Regions from separate parts of the Homo sapiens genome. Here region 2 is linked to region 1. Evidence: chromatin loops called from intact Hi-C (ENCODE). Cell type or tissue: GM12878. All regions are shown on one strand.

Region 1 (8,000 bases):
ACCTGAGTTTTGGAAGAGACACATTCAAACCACAGCAGAGCACAAAATCAGATAGACCTGGGCTCAAATTCTGACTCCTGTACGTACCTGGGTAAGTTATAAATTTGTTAAGCATATTTCCTTTTGTATTATATAAAATAGAACTAATTATTCCTTCTTCACAAAGTTATTGTAAATAACTAATGAAATATACATATAAAGCAGATAGTACAATGTCTGGAAGAGAGGACACATTTGGAATAGGTGTTTGAAAAATACAGCTTTTGTCCTGCTGCTTCTTTTATAAATAAAGCTTTATTGAAACACAACCGTACCCATTTGATACCAATTGTCTATGGTTGCTTTTATGCTACAATAACAGAGTTGGGTGTTTGTTACAGAGAGAGCATGATCTGCAAAGCCTAAAACATCTATCAAATAGCTCCTTAAGAAAGTTTGCCAACTTCTGATTTAGTTCATAGTAATGATTTCACAACTATAAAAGGTGTTTTGTAAACAATAGCAAAATAAAAAATAAAAACTAGGTTATATGCTTAATGGAAAAAAATAACCTAAATCTATACTCATATTTGATAGTTAAAACTATGTTGACTTTATAACTGCTTATACAGCACTTAAAAGGAAGAGAAATAAAACCGATTCATTAGATTTAAGGAATTTTAAGAGATATTCCTCTTACAAATTTATTGTTTTTAAAAAAGTAGAAGTGCAATAACAATTATCATTGAAAAATCATGTCACCTCTTAAAGAGTTCAGGAATTCAAGTCCTCTCTGGGTGTGGTCATGAGTGTCTCTAGGGAAATATAGGCAACTTCAATTAGAAATTCTCTGGCCTATGTGGTTGTTCTCAAGGTTCAGGTGTCTACTGATCAGAGGGTAAAATGAAGTTCCTTCTTTACTCCCTTTCCAGCTCCTTCAGCCAGAGCCAAAGTATTTCTGGCTATAGGGCTTAGGCTTATTAGAAATGCAAAATAAGTATCTAATAGTAGGCTTTTTAATAGAACTGTTCTTAGCTGTCAAAAGCAAATTTATATTACCACATTGATTAGTTGCTGAAGACTTGCAAAGCTTCTATTTCTGATGGGATTGGGACTGACTATAGTTAATGTTTTTTTTTTCCTGTTGTGTTGCATATTCCTTGTTTCCTGCTCTGTGTGTATGTGTGTGTGTGCATATACATGTATATGTATATATGTAATAGTTCACACATATATAATACACATTGTATATATGGTATATATACACTTTTAAAGGGATTTTAAAGGCATTTTTATGGTTAGGCTAATTCTCTTTCCTCTTGAATTTTTTTCATAGCATGTTTTATATAAAGGTAAAACATCTAATTGACTTAATAGCAAGTTTATCTTTTTTTTTTTTTTTTTTTTTTTTTTGAGACAGAGTCTCACTCTCTGTCCCAGGCTGGAGTGCAGTGGTGCGATCTTGGATCTTCACTCACTGCAACCTCCATCTCCTGGGTTCAAGTGATTCTCCCACCTCAGCCTCCCGAGTAGCTGGGACTACAGGTGCAGGCCACCATGTCCAGCTAATTTTTGAATTTTTGTATTTTTAGTAGAGACAGGGTTTCATCATGTTGGCCAGGCTGGTCTTGAGCTCCTGATCTCAAGTGATCCACCTGCCTCAGCCTCCCAAAGTGCTGGGATTATAGGCGTGAGCCACCGTGCCAAGTTTCTTTCTTAAACCCATTTTCTTTTTGTTATCATTATCATGGCTCAGTTTTAGGTGTAACTTTTGATCTTTTCTGCCTAGACTATCCCTTTTACATTTATCAGAGTATTCTTTATTTAAAAAGTCCATTATTTCTTTAAATATATTTTATGCTTCTTTTTCTCTCTCCTGTCCCTCTTGAAATCCGGTTACACATGTGTTGGACAATTTCATATTGTCCTGTAGGTCACTGAAACTCTGATACATTTTTTGTTTAAAAAAGTAATTTCAACTTTCATTTTAGATCCAAGGGGTACATGTGTAGGTTTGTTACATGGGTATATTGCATAATGCTGAGGTTTGGGGTACAAATGATGTCATCACTTAGGTACTGAGCATACCCAGTAATTTTTCAAGCCTCACCCCTCACTGTTCCCCACTCCTATAGTCCCTAGTGTCTATTGTTGCTACCTTGATACATTTTTCAATCTTTTTTCTCCTCTTTAAATTGGATAATTTCTAAGAATTTGTCTTCAAGTTTACTGAGCCTTTTTTCTGTAATCTCCAGTTTGCTGATGAGCCCATCAAGTTATTTTTTTCATTTCAGATGAATTTTCTGCTTTTGGATCTCTATTTCATTCTGTTTCATAGTTTTCATTTTTCTTTCTCTGATGTTCCCCATTTGTTTCCTCGGTTTCCTTTAAATTATTGAATATATTTATGGATCTTTTCCTGCTAATGTTAGCATCTTAAATGAGGTCTTTTTGTATTTATTATTGTCTAGTATTGTCCAGCTTTCCTGCTTCTTCACATGTCTGGTAATTTTTTATTATATGCTGAATATTGTGGATTACTCAATAGAAGTTGGATCGTGTTGTCTTCCTTTAAAGAGGGTTGACTTTTGTTCTGGCAGGAAGTTAATGGACTGGTGGTTCTCCTTGATCTTACTGAGTCTTGGTTTTCAGCTTTATTAAGTGGGTCCAGAATAGCCCTTACTCTAGGGTAAGAGTTGGCAAGCTTCGGTAAAGGACCAGATAGTAAATATTTTAGGCTCTGTGGGCTACATATGGTATCTGCCACATATTCTTACTCATTTTATTTTATGATCCTTTAAAAATGTAAACTCCATTCTTAGCTTGTGGGCCATGCAAAAGGAGGCCATGGGCTTGTAGTCTTTCTGGTGTGTCAGTTAAATATCTAGGGTATTAATGAGGGCTCTGTACTCTGGCTGGACTGAAATACCATCTGTAAGCACTGGGTGAACTCTAGTATTTCTGTTCCACTCTCAACCCATTGGCAGCTACTTTCTGCTAGGTCCCATGGAGCCTTGCTCTGTACTTTTTCACCTGAACTCCTAGCCAAGGACCTGCAGGACACTCCCACTCAGACTTCTGGAGTTCCTTCACTCTATTACCATGCTGCACACAGTCTAACTGGTTCAGTTAATTTCAGTAGCTGCCTCTTTCTGAATTTCGGTGGCTGCCTCTCCCATTCAGTAGGACCATCCTGCTCTGCTAAAGCTTGCTACCTATGTGTGCCATGGTTAGGAAATTTTTCAAAGACAAGGATCAGAGATGGATTTAGACTTCTCTTCCTATGTTTCCCCTGCCTATAGGCCAATGTCTGGAAACAACTGCCTCAGCTATGCCTCCGTTTCATGCTTACTTATCACAAGAGGTCAAGTCTGGTACTGATTACTGTGTTAGGGCTGGAGAGGGAAATCCCACGGTGGTATTTTAGAAAACCATTTGACAATATCATTCTCATGCTTCAAGTCCTTGAATGACTCCTTTTCACACCAAGGATAAAAATACAAACTCCTAAACTTTGTGCCCAAGATTCTTCACAATCTTTTGCCTATTTACTTCCTTTGCCCCATCTTCTGCCATGAACCCTGTGCTTCAGGCATACTGAGCTTTGAACCAATGCCCCAACATATCTTTTATGCTTCTGTGAGTGTGTTCTACCTGTTAAGTCTTAATATCATTTATTCATTCTGGGCCTGATCAAATTCTTCTCATTCTTCACTTTCATGTCACTGCTTTTGGGTTGATTTCCTGAACTCCTCTAGGTAAGGTTAGATGGTAAATCTATGTATTCCCATATCAATTTGTACATCCTTTAAAATACTTATCATTTTGTTTTAATTACTTGCTATACGTCTTTCAGGTTCCAAATTCATATTCTTTCTGGTGAGAAGGGACATTGAATGGTGTTGTCCAGGGGTAAGACACGGAATATGGTGGAGACTGCTCACCTGGACCATGGATACCTTGTCTAGAGGGTACTATGGTTATTAGCATGAACTTATTCTTGATGTATGATAATACAAACCCAGTGTTGCCAAACTGCCTAATTTTTCAAGAGAAGCTGGAATTCAGGATTTATACATGTAATTTCCTGATTTTTAAGTGTACACACACACACACACACACACACACACACGGTAAAGGCCAAACAAAATTTCTGTGGGCTGAATATATCCCTCGAGCTGAAAGTTTTTTGCCTCTGCACTAGAAAATGGTTTGGAGTAAAATTTCCATTGTTACAACAATGCAGGCAGATGATATTTTTGGATCAGATGCAGTATTTTTTGCCACCAAATATGTTAAATATCCAACAAGCCATGGCTGAGACATTACACCAAGTCCATGCTGATAAGAACTTTTCATTTGTTTGCTTCATATGTGATCTGTAGATTCATGGCACTAACTACTATTTGTAGATCACATAACTTTGGAATTTGTAGGGGCCTGAGCAGTTATTCTCAGAGTCTATGCTGGAACTGCCTTTTCTCTATAACATCTTGGATAGATCGCAGTCCATCCGTAAATAGTGCACACCTAATATAGCAGAACTCTTACCTTGTAAGGTAATTTAGTTAATTATCAAGCACTTCACTTATCTAAGAGGTTTTCATTATATTAAACAAATCCAGTTTCCCCGTTAAGTAGTCTTATTGACCTTTTGGAATTCTATAGCAATATCTAATTCCTCTTCTGTTGGATGGTGCTAATTATCTCAATAAAGCTACCAAAAAAAAAACCAAAAAACTTCTGATCCTAAGTCTTATGAACTCCCTGTAAAACAGCAATGATTCCTTCTCTTATTTTCCTTTGTCATGGTTTCCTTCATCTACCCCAAACTGATTCTGGATGTTAGCAACAGCTCATGTGAAATGTGAATAGAATGCTCTAGGGCTTTCTGGTCAACACAAGATACTCGTCTCAAAGACATAGATGGCCACATAGCTGTAGACGCTGTAAATGCAGCAAGGTTGAATTTACTGTTCAGCTTCCTCATCATGTGGTTGTCCTACAGTGAGCTTACTATCAACTTAGGTTCCTCGGCTACTTTAGTCATATTTTTCTTTAGCCATGTTTTCCCATCCTGAAACTTCATAGCTGGCTTTATGGACTTAGGTGCAGTAATGTTCATTTCTATCATATTATTTTATTGTATTAGAGATGATCCATTCTCCATTTTTAGTGAGTTGGAAGAATAGATCATCTCTACTACAATAAAATTGAGACGAATGATTCATCTCAATTTTAATTTATTTGTTCATTCATTCATTCATTCATTCATTCAACTATGTATCAAGCACCCATTTATGTGCCAAGTACTAAAAGTACAATGATGAAGATACTCGGAGATTAATGCTAATTATTCACCTTGTTTACTGCTGCTTCAAATTTTGTATCACCTGTGAATGGGATGAGCACATTAAGGTGACAAAAATGGCCAACTAAGATTATATGCCAGATATAGAAAGATGTTTGAGAATGTCTCGATGTAATTTACTACATTAACACTTTAAAAAGGAGAAAAAAATTTTATAATAAAAATAAATGTAGAAATGGAATTTGATAAAATGATTCATCTTTTCTTTGTGTTAAGATAAAAACCCTGTAGATTAATATGGAAAATAATTTCTTAACTTGATAAAGAATATCTTCTGAAAAGTGACAGCAAGCATTATAATTAATTGAATAGACATAGAAGCATTTTTTAAGGTTAAGAATAAGGTATAGATGCCTATCATTGTCACTTTTGTCTAAAACTATATTGGAAGCTTCAACCAACACAATAACAGTATGTAAAGTAATCACAGGTATGAGGATTGAAAAGAAAAAGACAAAAGGTCATTATTTTTAAGCAATATGATTGTTCATATAGAAAGATAATCTACTTATAATCATTACAACTAATAAGAGAGATTAGTAATATTGCTGTATACAAAATCAGAGTATTAAAAAAGTTTATATACATCATGAACAATTAGAAAATGTAGTATAAAAATACATATTATCTGTAATATTAGCAAAACTATACATGGCTTAGGAATACAATGTGCAATACTTTAGGGAAAAATTATAATGCTTTACTAAAGGTCATAGAAGAAAATTCAAGAGAGAGACATGTGTTCATGGAGAGTAAGATCAATAGTGTAAAGATGTCAATTTTAAAGAACTTGAACCCTGTGGGAAAAGCACTGCAGGAGAAGTGTAAGTATTGGGTGATGGTTGAGGTCAGCCAAGCACAGCATCATGGTATCAGGAAATCAGCAACTGAGACTTCACATGCTAAGACTGCATGACAAAATGAGAAGATAGATGGCCCATGTTTGGTGGTGAAGGGGGTGAAGTTAGTGTTTATAATACAATTCTATTTCCAGTAGAAAAATTAAATAACTAAAAATAGTCTCCGTTATGTAGACTGTGTATATATGATGAAATGAGAAAGGCTACTACTCTGTGGCCCTTCTGTGTATAGTCCGTGTCCTTTTTGAAATGGATAGAATACTCAGATGGGGGTAGTAAGGGAGAGTTTAAAGAACTATTTATAGGACTATCAACAGGGGTGGGGGATACCTAAAATGATGGTAAAGCAGCTAGGGGCTGGCAATAGGTCGGAGTCACTGTGATCCCTAGGCTGAAGACGCACAGGGTTAATGGCTGTTAATGGAAATCAGAGACATAGTTGTAGCTGTAGGAGGATCAAGAGATGGCAATTGTTACTTTCTGTAGAGGAACACAGCCACTGCTAAACAATGGCCCAGCAGAGAGGACTTGGTGGAATAAATATCACAACCTCGCTCCTCTCCTACCCTCCATTTATCTGTTGGTGACCTCCATTGACCAACTCCTACTGAAAGTCAGAGAGAAAAAAAATCCCATTGGTGTAGTCCATAAAGGTCGACATCCCAGAGCACAGAGCAGGGCAAAGAAGAGCAAATAATGGATTTAGAGGGGAAAAGAGAGAATGTTCAGCGCACAAGAGTAGCTCTTCACCAAGCTTATATGTTACAAGTCTACTCACACTCCATTAACTGATGAGAATCAATGTTGAGGAGTGGATGATTTTTACACTTTCCAATCAGGACTAGACCAGAGCAGAGCCTTCTAAAGAAGGGTCTTCAGTGCCTATTTCTAAACTATGCTGGGGAAAGCAGGATCTGACTGGAGAATAAGTCCCTTGGTAAACAAATGTGAGTATTTGCCTTGTTCAGTCCAGCTTATGCTCTGAACAACTAAGGATCTTGTACTATATACCAATGTACCCAGGTAACTCCAATTATTAGGAGCCAGTGAATTGGATATATACTTTGTGCTCATTCCATTCTCCTTCCTACTGCTGAGTCAATCACCGGTGAAATGGAACTCACTGCTTGGATTGTCTTCATTTGGATCTCAGTTCCGTCATTAAACAAATATTTATTGAGTGCCTTCCATGTGCAAGACACTATTCGGGCACAGTGGGAATATCACAATGAGTAAGAGAGTCCTTGCCCTCCAGAGCTTCCAGGTTGGTAAGAAAAAGAAACTAAATTCATAGAAACCTACAATGAAAGGCTGAATTTGTTATCCTACTACCCCTGTTTTTTTCCCCAAACTGCTTCTCTTTATGGGCAGTGTGGTTGTCCTCCATCTTGTTTGTGTTGATGTCTCGATTCTTTTTTTTTTTTTTTTTTTTTTTTTTGAGATGGAATCTCACTCTGTCACCCAGGCTGGAGTGGAGTAGTGAGATCTTGGGGCACTGCAACCTCCACCTCCCAAGTTTAAGCAATTCTCCTGCCTCAGCCTCCTGAGTAGCTGGGATTACAGCCACATGCCACCATGCCCGGCTACTTTTTGTATTTTTAGTAGAGACGGGGTTTCACCATGTTGGCCACAGGCTGGTCTCAAACTCCTGACCTCAGGTGATCTGCCCGCCTTGGCCTCCCAAGGTGCTGGGATTACAGGTGTGAGCCACCACCCCAGGCCAGATGTCTTGATTCTTTTTGTCAAACCTGTCCTTAGAAATACTATGATTGTAGGACTTAGGAGGCTGT
Region 2 (8,000 bases), 430 kb after region 1:
TAGCTAATCTTTATTGAACAGTTATTCTGTGTCAAGTACTGTTCTAAGCAAATATAAGCATTAAGTAATCTATTTCTCATAACAACTCAATGAAGTATTGTTCTTTTACTACACCCATTTTATAGATAAGGAAATTCACTCACAAAATATTAATTGCCAGTGCTTTTCTTTGGGTAGAGAGATTATGGGTATATATTTCTTAATATTTTCATATTTTATAAGATTGCCTATGTGGCTTTTATATTTACAATATAAATGCTATTTTAAAAACAATGACAATATTAGGCTTAATTTTCTTTTAAAGAAACCAGAAGTATGGCTCTTGAATGTGACATTTACCAAACCCCGACTCTGCTAAGGCATTTGCAAAGGCCCTGAGGCCATCCTCCAATATACCTTAATGGCACATAGACTTGGTGGTATAATCAACCAAATTAGATCAGTGCCTGCTCTTTGCCCTCTGAATCTCCAGCTTTGGTGGCACCCAGATCAGTATGACAAACCCTTCTAGGCTTCTTTCTATGGAAAGTCTTATGGGTGGTTTTTCGCTGGATAACTGAGTGCTCTTGGAACATGCTGTTGAACCTCCCTCACGTCACCCTCCTGTAAAAAGGATGTGTTGGTTGAGTATCCCCCAAAGTCTGACTTTGAGATAGGAATTTCAGCATAAGTAGTTTATCTGGGTTGCGACCCCAGCAGGCACAGTGAGGGGGTGGAGAAATGAGTCAGGGAAAGGAAGAGAGGCAATAAAAGTGGTATTAACTAGTGTGTTATCGCTACAGGAAGATGGGCCTCAATTCCATTGGGGACTCCTAAGAGCCTGTGCAGAACATACCTTGGAACTGGCCTGCTATGGGGCAAAGAAGTTGGAATGTCATTCATCAACATCACCAACTTTTATCCTTAATTATTATAAGGTTACCCTTGGTGGTGTCAACACCTTCAGGTTTCTGGGTGTCCAGCGCAGTGGGCCACAGTTCTCCTGTGGCCAGAGGACATTCTGTGGCAGAGAGACACAATTTCCTTTGACGTATATGGGGATTCTTGTTAGGTGACCTCTGGGGTAAGCTGATGGGGGACAGGGCCAGACACCAACAGTATCTGCTACAGATGTTAAAAAAATAAATAAGATGACACATTTAAGGATTTAGCATATAAATGCTTAATAAATGCTAGCTGCCATAATTAAAATGATAGCATTAGCACTATCATAACTAGTGCAGAACTCATATTAAAATCCAAGTTTTGTGAATTCTGGTCTCAGAGTATTTTAATTAATGGGGGAATCTTCATGTTTCTTTTTCATGGTTGTATTTCCCTCGTTTAATCTTTATGTTTGTGTAAACTAACCCTCAGTTCTCCATTCTTAGGGTAGGAATAATTAAATGGGAACCATTTTTGCAGACTAAATTTTCCATCTCTGAAATTCTGTGCTTCACCTTAGGAAAACCCCCAAACTAACATTAGCTACTATTGTTGTTTTATTTCTTTAAGCCATGCCACTTATGGCTCTGGGGTCAGGAGATAGACATCTTGTTTTTATGAAGGCTCCCAAGGGGTGAACTGCAGTCAAACCACGTTTCCCTGGAAGACTTCAAGCCATTTTAGCTGCTCAATGGAGAACACATCCCAGGATGCAGGCAGGTTTCCAAGACAACTGGGGGTTTGATTGTTCATAGAAGGATGGCCAAAGCAGCTGCATATTGGTGCTTTGGAAGTCTCAAACTATTCCACAAGAGCTTTGAGTTCTGTAAATCCAAAACATATTTGCTACAAATATTTTTCTTTTCATTTTTTAATCACATATATATTACAAGGGAAATATATTCCATCTGATTTTTTTTACTCACTTATATTGTCCAAATGAAATTTTGAAATGTATTTGATGTTCTATAATTTAAAGAAAAATTCACTATAATGGAAAAACATATTTGGTAAAAGGCAAGTGCTTCTGCTCTTCATGCTGCTAGTGACTGTGGGTCACTGAAGTGGCCTCAGAGTCAACACAATGAATTGGCCATGTCGTGGATTCCTTTGAAGGATGGTTCCAGCTCTCTCAGTGGCAGATACAATGGGTAACAAAGGGCTCATCTAATTCTATTAATCACAGAAACTTGGCAAAGAGAAGAGTATGGCATAAAGAGGTTCAAGGACCTGAAATACCAGTGAGTCCAACCTCACTTTATTTTACAGCTGAGGAAACTGAGCCCCAGAGGGGAGAAATTCTTTGCCTAATGACACATGGTTAATTAAAGGCAGATTTGGGGTCATAAACTTAGGTCTCCTGAGACTAGGAGCAGGGTACCAGTATTCTTTCTACTGTCTGTGCTGTAAAGCATCAAAGCACAAATACAAAATCTGACTGCAAAACTGAAATCACAAGTGTGTTCAAGAATCATGGGCTGTTATGAATTTTGGAGGAACAGGGAATACAGAAGTTTTAAAAACAGACTCTCCTTCAAAGAGCACAGGCTCTGGGGTAGGCTGTGATGTGCTCCTGTTGCAATTTTACTACCTCCCTAATGATAATGACTTTGGGAAGTTACTTAACTGCTCTGAGTTTCTGTTTCCTAATCTGAAAAATGGGTTAAAATTAGCATCCACACATCAGATTGTCATGAAAGTTAGATAAAAACCTGGATATAAAAACACTTGCTACAGTGGCTACCATGGAGCAAATATTAAAAATAAAACAAATAAAAACCTTTTTAAAAAAAGTATTACTATTAACATTATTATTCAATGATCTTACTTTCCAGGACAGTGCTTCCTAAAACTGTGTTTTGTAGAACACTAATACCAGACGATGGATGTGAATTGATGTTTGGGTTTGTGTTTGTTTGTTTGTTTTTGTTGTTGTTTTGAGACAAGATCTCACTATGTCACCCAACCTGGAGTGTAGTGGCATGATTATAGCTCACTGCAGCCTCAAACTCTTGGGGCTCAAGCAATCCTTCCTCCTCAGCCTCCTGAGACTACAGGCAAACACCACCACATCCTGTCCAGCTAATTTATTTATTTTTTGTATGTGGAGACAGGTTTTCACTGTGTTGCCCAGGCTGGTCGTGCACTCCTGGCCTCAAGCGATCCACATAGGCCTCCCAAGTGGGATTACAGGAGTGAGCCACCATGTCCAGTCTGTGAACTGATATAACAAACAAATAAGTGCAAAGAAAATATCCTATATTTCAGTGTGTTTTGAAAATACATACTCCACTGTTTTCTTGGCTATTCTTAATGCATAATATGCAACTGGTAGTCTGTAAGAAAGCATTCAGGAGAGAACACTATTAAATTGTGTTGAATGTAATGTAACCAAAAATCATGTATTTTTCTTTTTAATAACATGCATAAATTAATACTGTATGCAATAGCATTCTGTTATATATCAGTTATGAGAATGTCAGTGTAGGAGAGATAATAGGTAGACACAAAGCTATAATGCACATGGATCATGATCCATCATCAAAAGATGTGTAAAGGTGACTGCCAAGAAGCATTCCTCTTCCAAATGTGTCTGCTTCATGGATTCTTCATGAAGGAAAAATTATTACAGCAGAAGAGGGTTAGGGGTTACTCAGAGATTGAAGTGAGGAAGTTCCTGGACACAAAAGTAAGAAAGTGCTGAGGAAGTTTTGGAGAACAGCAAAAATCCAACTTTACACCTTCAGCAGTGGGCAGGATTTGGGGGAAGCACTGGCTAGAGATTGTGGGACCAGCTTATCTTCCTTTTCTTTTCCAAGGGCCGGAAGTATGCAGGGTTTATTTTTACATTTACAACACCTAGTGCAGGGTCTGGCACTAAGTAGGACTCAATAAATGTGCACTGAGTTGAGACCAGATCTAAGTGGATGTGAAAAGCCATGACAAGGAATCTGGATGCTATTTGGCAGGCAATGGAGAGCCCTTGAAGCTTGCTGCTCAGGGGAGTGACATATTCAGAAAAGTACTTAGAGAGATCGGTTTGGCACCAGGTAGAAGATGGAACCAAGGAGAAAGAAACTGGAGGCAAGAATAAATCCAGAATCCATGCACTATTTTAAACAAGAAGCAACTGAACTCATGGATGGACAGAGGAGTGGAGATGCAGACAAAAGAGCAGCTGCAGAGGTAGAAAACTAACAGAACCTTCAGTAATAATATTTCTTAAGTTAAAAGAGGAAAATTAACAGGGTTTCATCAATGATTTCTTATTGTGCAAAGAAAAAGAGATGAATCTTGAGACTCTGAGCTCTGGTTCTCTTAAAAGTGAGAGAATGGTAGTGTCAAGGACAGTCAAAACGAGTGGGGAAAGTAGACTGTTCGAACTGTGTAGAAAGATGAGCCCAGATTTGAACTTTGAGTCAAGCTTGAGGAGCTGACAGGAAATAGGGCAGATAATCAGAAAGAACTTGGAAATGTGCAACAGAAACATGGAGGATAAATTAAAAATGAAAATGTATATCTGGGATCCACCTGCATGGAGCTGAGATCCGATGTTCCGTGAGTAGATAGGAGGGTGATTTAGAGACTTGAGGGAAAGGAAAGTGAAAGTCAGGAGCATCATTTCCCACCATTGTCCACAGCTGCAGCCTGACACAGCTTGTTCCATGCCCACCCCCTGGAGGCAGATGGCTACGTGCAATCACACCGCTGTCCAGTGCCTGAGTCAACCCTTTAGCTCTGGTCTAGCTCCCCCTAGGGGTGGAGTTTGAGCATGGTCTTGCTGTTTTGTCTAGGGGCAGCCCTAAACACTCACCTGCCCACTCAATTGAATTTTTTCCCTGCCCCTGTAGTTGTCTTCAGAATGCAGTCTCCTAAATAAGACTACTTGGATTTGAACTTCAGCACTAGAAGAATGGAAGAGTTTTTTTTTTTTTTAACTTCTCTCTTCCTTTTCATAAATAAAAATAATATGTATGTGATAGTGTTTGCTTATGAAGAGTAAATGTAAAGCATTTGGAAAATTCTTGACATATAGTAGAAGCTTAATATATTTTTCCCATTATTATCTGTTTTATCACACCAGTTATTTGTGCTTAGTACTGATGCCTGGGCTTATGACTCAGTTTTCGTGAAATTATTAGAAACCTGCCCTGAAGCTCTGTTCCCGTTGCAAAACAAACAAAACTCAGTTTAACTTGGGTCACCTCCAGAGTCAGGCTCTTGTCCACCCTAACCCCTGTTTCGAGACTGTACTGACTCTTGTCATCATAGGAGAACAGAAACTTCCGCACCCCTCCCATCACTCACTCATTTATTAATTTATTGAATCACCCATTCAACTAAGATTTATTAAGCATTCACTTTGTGATGGGCACTCTGTCTACAACTACCAGGTAACACTATCTGGAAACTGAGGTAGCCATGCCTTTGCTATTCTGGACACTGTAATACTGTAACCCTCCACTGCAGCCACCATGACAGCAGGAAGGATTGACACTCTATCCTCACATGAATTTCCAGTGTGCTTTGAGGTTGAGCCACCAAACTCCTCCAGCAAACTGCCTTCTTTTATTTATTTATTTATTTATTTATTTATTTATTTATTTATTATTATTATACTTTAAGTTTTAGGGTACATGTGCACAATGTGCAGGTTAGTTACATATGTATACATGTGCCATGCTGGTGCGCTGCACCCACTAACTCGTCATCTAGCATTAGGTATATCTCCAATGCTATCCCTCTCCCCTCCCCCCACCCCACAACAGTCCCCAGAGTGTGATGTTCCCCTTCCTGTGTCCATGTGTTCTCATTGTTCAAAATGATGAGTTCATGTCCTTTGTAGGGACATGGATGAAATTGGAAATCATCATTCTCAGTAAACTATCGCAAGAACAAAAAAAACCAAACACCGCATATTCTCACTCATAGGTGGGAATTGAACAAACTGCCTTCTTATATCTCCCCAGACTCATGAGCAAATGGTAGCACAGGGTAAAAGCCCAGGAAGTTCATGCTGATGCCTTGGGAGGATACACAAGAGGGTCAGTACTGCTTTTACCCCATGATGATGCAGGCAAGAAGACATCCATCCTCCCATATCTGTTTACATCAGCCCTGATGCCTCATAAAACTTCCCCCCATACAGTCATTAACGAGGTGGTAACAAGGATATCAGGGGCCCAGGGGAGACACTCTGTTTGATGTTCTGGATGAAGGAAATGCAGACTTGCTCTTTGTGAAAGTATGAGGGCTAACTTGGAGGCCTGCCTGACAGTCCCTGTAAGCTCAGACATGAAGTCAGGGGAATACAATTGTGTGAAAGAAGCAGAACAGTGAAGTGTTGAGATGGCAAAATTTGGAAGCCCAAGGGCAGGGAGCAGAACAGGAAAAACAGGCATAAGAGTTTTCCATGTGGGTAACATAAAATGATTAGTGACATCCACATCAACAGAAGGCTCCCTGTTCTTTGCTTGTGGTGTGTTTTTGTGTAGACATCCACACTTCCGATCCACAGTGAAGCCTACAAAGGGGCTGAGCACTCTTCCTGCAGTGAACTTATACATGTGCAATTGTACGTGTCTTTATTTTTCTCTTTGTTATTTGTGCTGCATTTAACCCTATGGCTGGAACATTATAAATGTTGAAAACTTTGTTGAATGAATAAAGAAATAAATGGCTCAAAGATGGGACCATTTAGCAGGAAGAAGGACCTGCCAACCTTCTTTTTCTCTTTTTTGTCTATGGAACCAGACAAGGGCAAAGGATAGGGAAGTGGCACTGGGGAATTCCACTCTAGAATGTCCTTGAGACTCCCAGTCATTGGTAGGGCTGATGCTTACCGGACCTTCTGGTGCCAAAGATCAATGTCACCATAACCAGGGTAATGTGGGGAAGGCAGACCTCAGTCCTCAGCCCAGAAATGGCAAGTTCTTCTCACCCCACATCCTCTCACACTCAGGGCTGGCAGCTTTTGAATGGGGAAGGACCCTTTGTTCTACCCAAAGATGATCATCTAAATCAGACCAACAGTCCAGCTGGGACATCCACATATACCTTAGTATTCTCTAGTATTTATTAGAAATTGGGCAACTCTTTACCTTCTAGGAACAATCTGCAGTTGTGTGGAAGGATCATTGACATTGTAATATCGACAGCAAATAGCTTTTGAGCACTTATTTGCGTGGGATACTTTTAAAATCTTCTACAGCCATTATCTCATGTGTCATCACAACATCCAAGAGGCAGGAACCTTTACTCCTCTTGTTTAGTACATAAGGAAAATGAGGTCTGGAGAGGTAAATTAACTTTTTTATGGTTACAATGCAAGCTATTGGCAAATCTGAACTGAATCCAGGAATTCAGCCTTCTAAGCAACGCTCTTAAGCATTGCACTGAATAATTAGACTCATGTTTATATCTAACTTTACATCTAGCACTAGATGACTTTGTGGTTTTAGGTCTATTACATGCACTAGCCTCCACTGTTCTTATCTATAAATGGAAAACATAGTGTGTCCCACGATTCTTGTAAGGATATGTGCTAGACACCTCATCAGAGCAGTGTCCAGCATATAGGAGGTTACTTTCATTCCCATCACTTTGGTCATTAGGAGAAACTCATGAGGAATGTTTTGGTCTCCAGTTCTGCCGAGTCTGTCTCTTCCTGGATCTGCGAGTATATATGATGGTACTCTTTTCCCCTGGCAAGAGAAGGGCAGCTGGGAAACTGTTGCCTCTCAGGATAAAGGAGAATTATCTTCGAGGAGTGCCAAGTGCGTGCTTATTCATAAAACAAACATTTATGGAGCTTCAACAAGAGTCTGGGCAGCAGCAACTATAGCGTCAGGGACTGTGCAGTTGGTTCATTAGAAGCTGAAGCCCCCCTGGAGGCCTGCAGGGAGCGGGCCTGGAAGGGGGAGTGGAGTGCAAAGGCCAGCTGGTTCTCTGGCAACAAAGTCAACATCGCCCCAGATGTCTGCCCTGAGGTTGAGGCCATTAGCTCCAGTTTACCTGTTCACTTCATTTTTCAAAATTAGCCACAAAAGCCTCCCACGGAAACACAATGGGCAGCA

What was found. Peaks named below come from ENCODE experiments on the same cell type or tissue, not always from the same donor. Only the 100,000 strongest peaks of a DNase experiment are listed, where the experiment ranks them.
Region 2: it touches region 1 in a loop (2.5-fold over the local background); 2 of 110 quality-filtered maps call a loop at or near these places.

Annotation. Positions count from the first base shown.
Region 1 is chr20:39,443,240-39,451,239 of GRCh38, forward strand. No RefSeq gene overlaps it. Among named protein-coding and RNA genes, the nearest start is that of LINC01734, 220 kb to the left of the region's middle. In GM12878, no CTCF peak of the experiment used is centred here; a DNase peak (open chromatin) is centred at 3,382.
Region 2 is chr20:39,869,592-39,877,591 of GRCh38, forward strand. No RefSeq gene overlaps it. Among named protein-coding and RNA genes, the nearest start is that of LINC01370, 130 kb to the right of the region's middle. In GM12878, a CTCF peak has its summit at 4,637 (motif pointing left); a DNase peak (open chromatin) is centred at 4,630.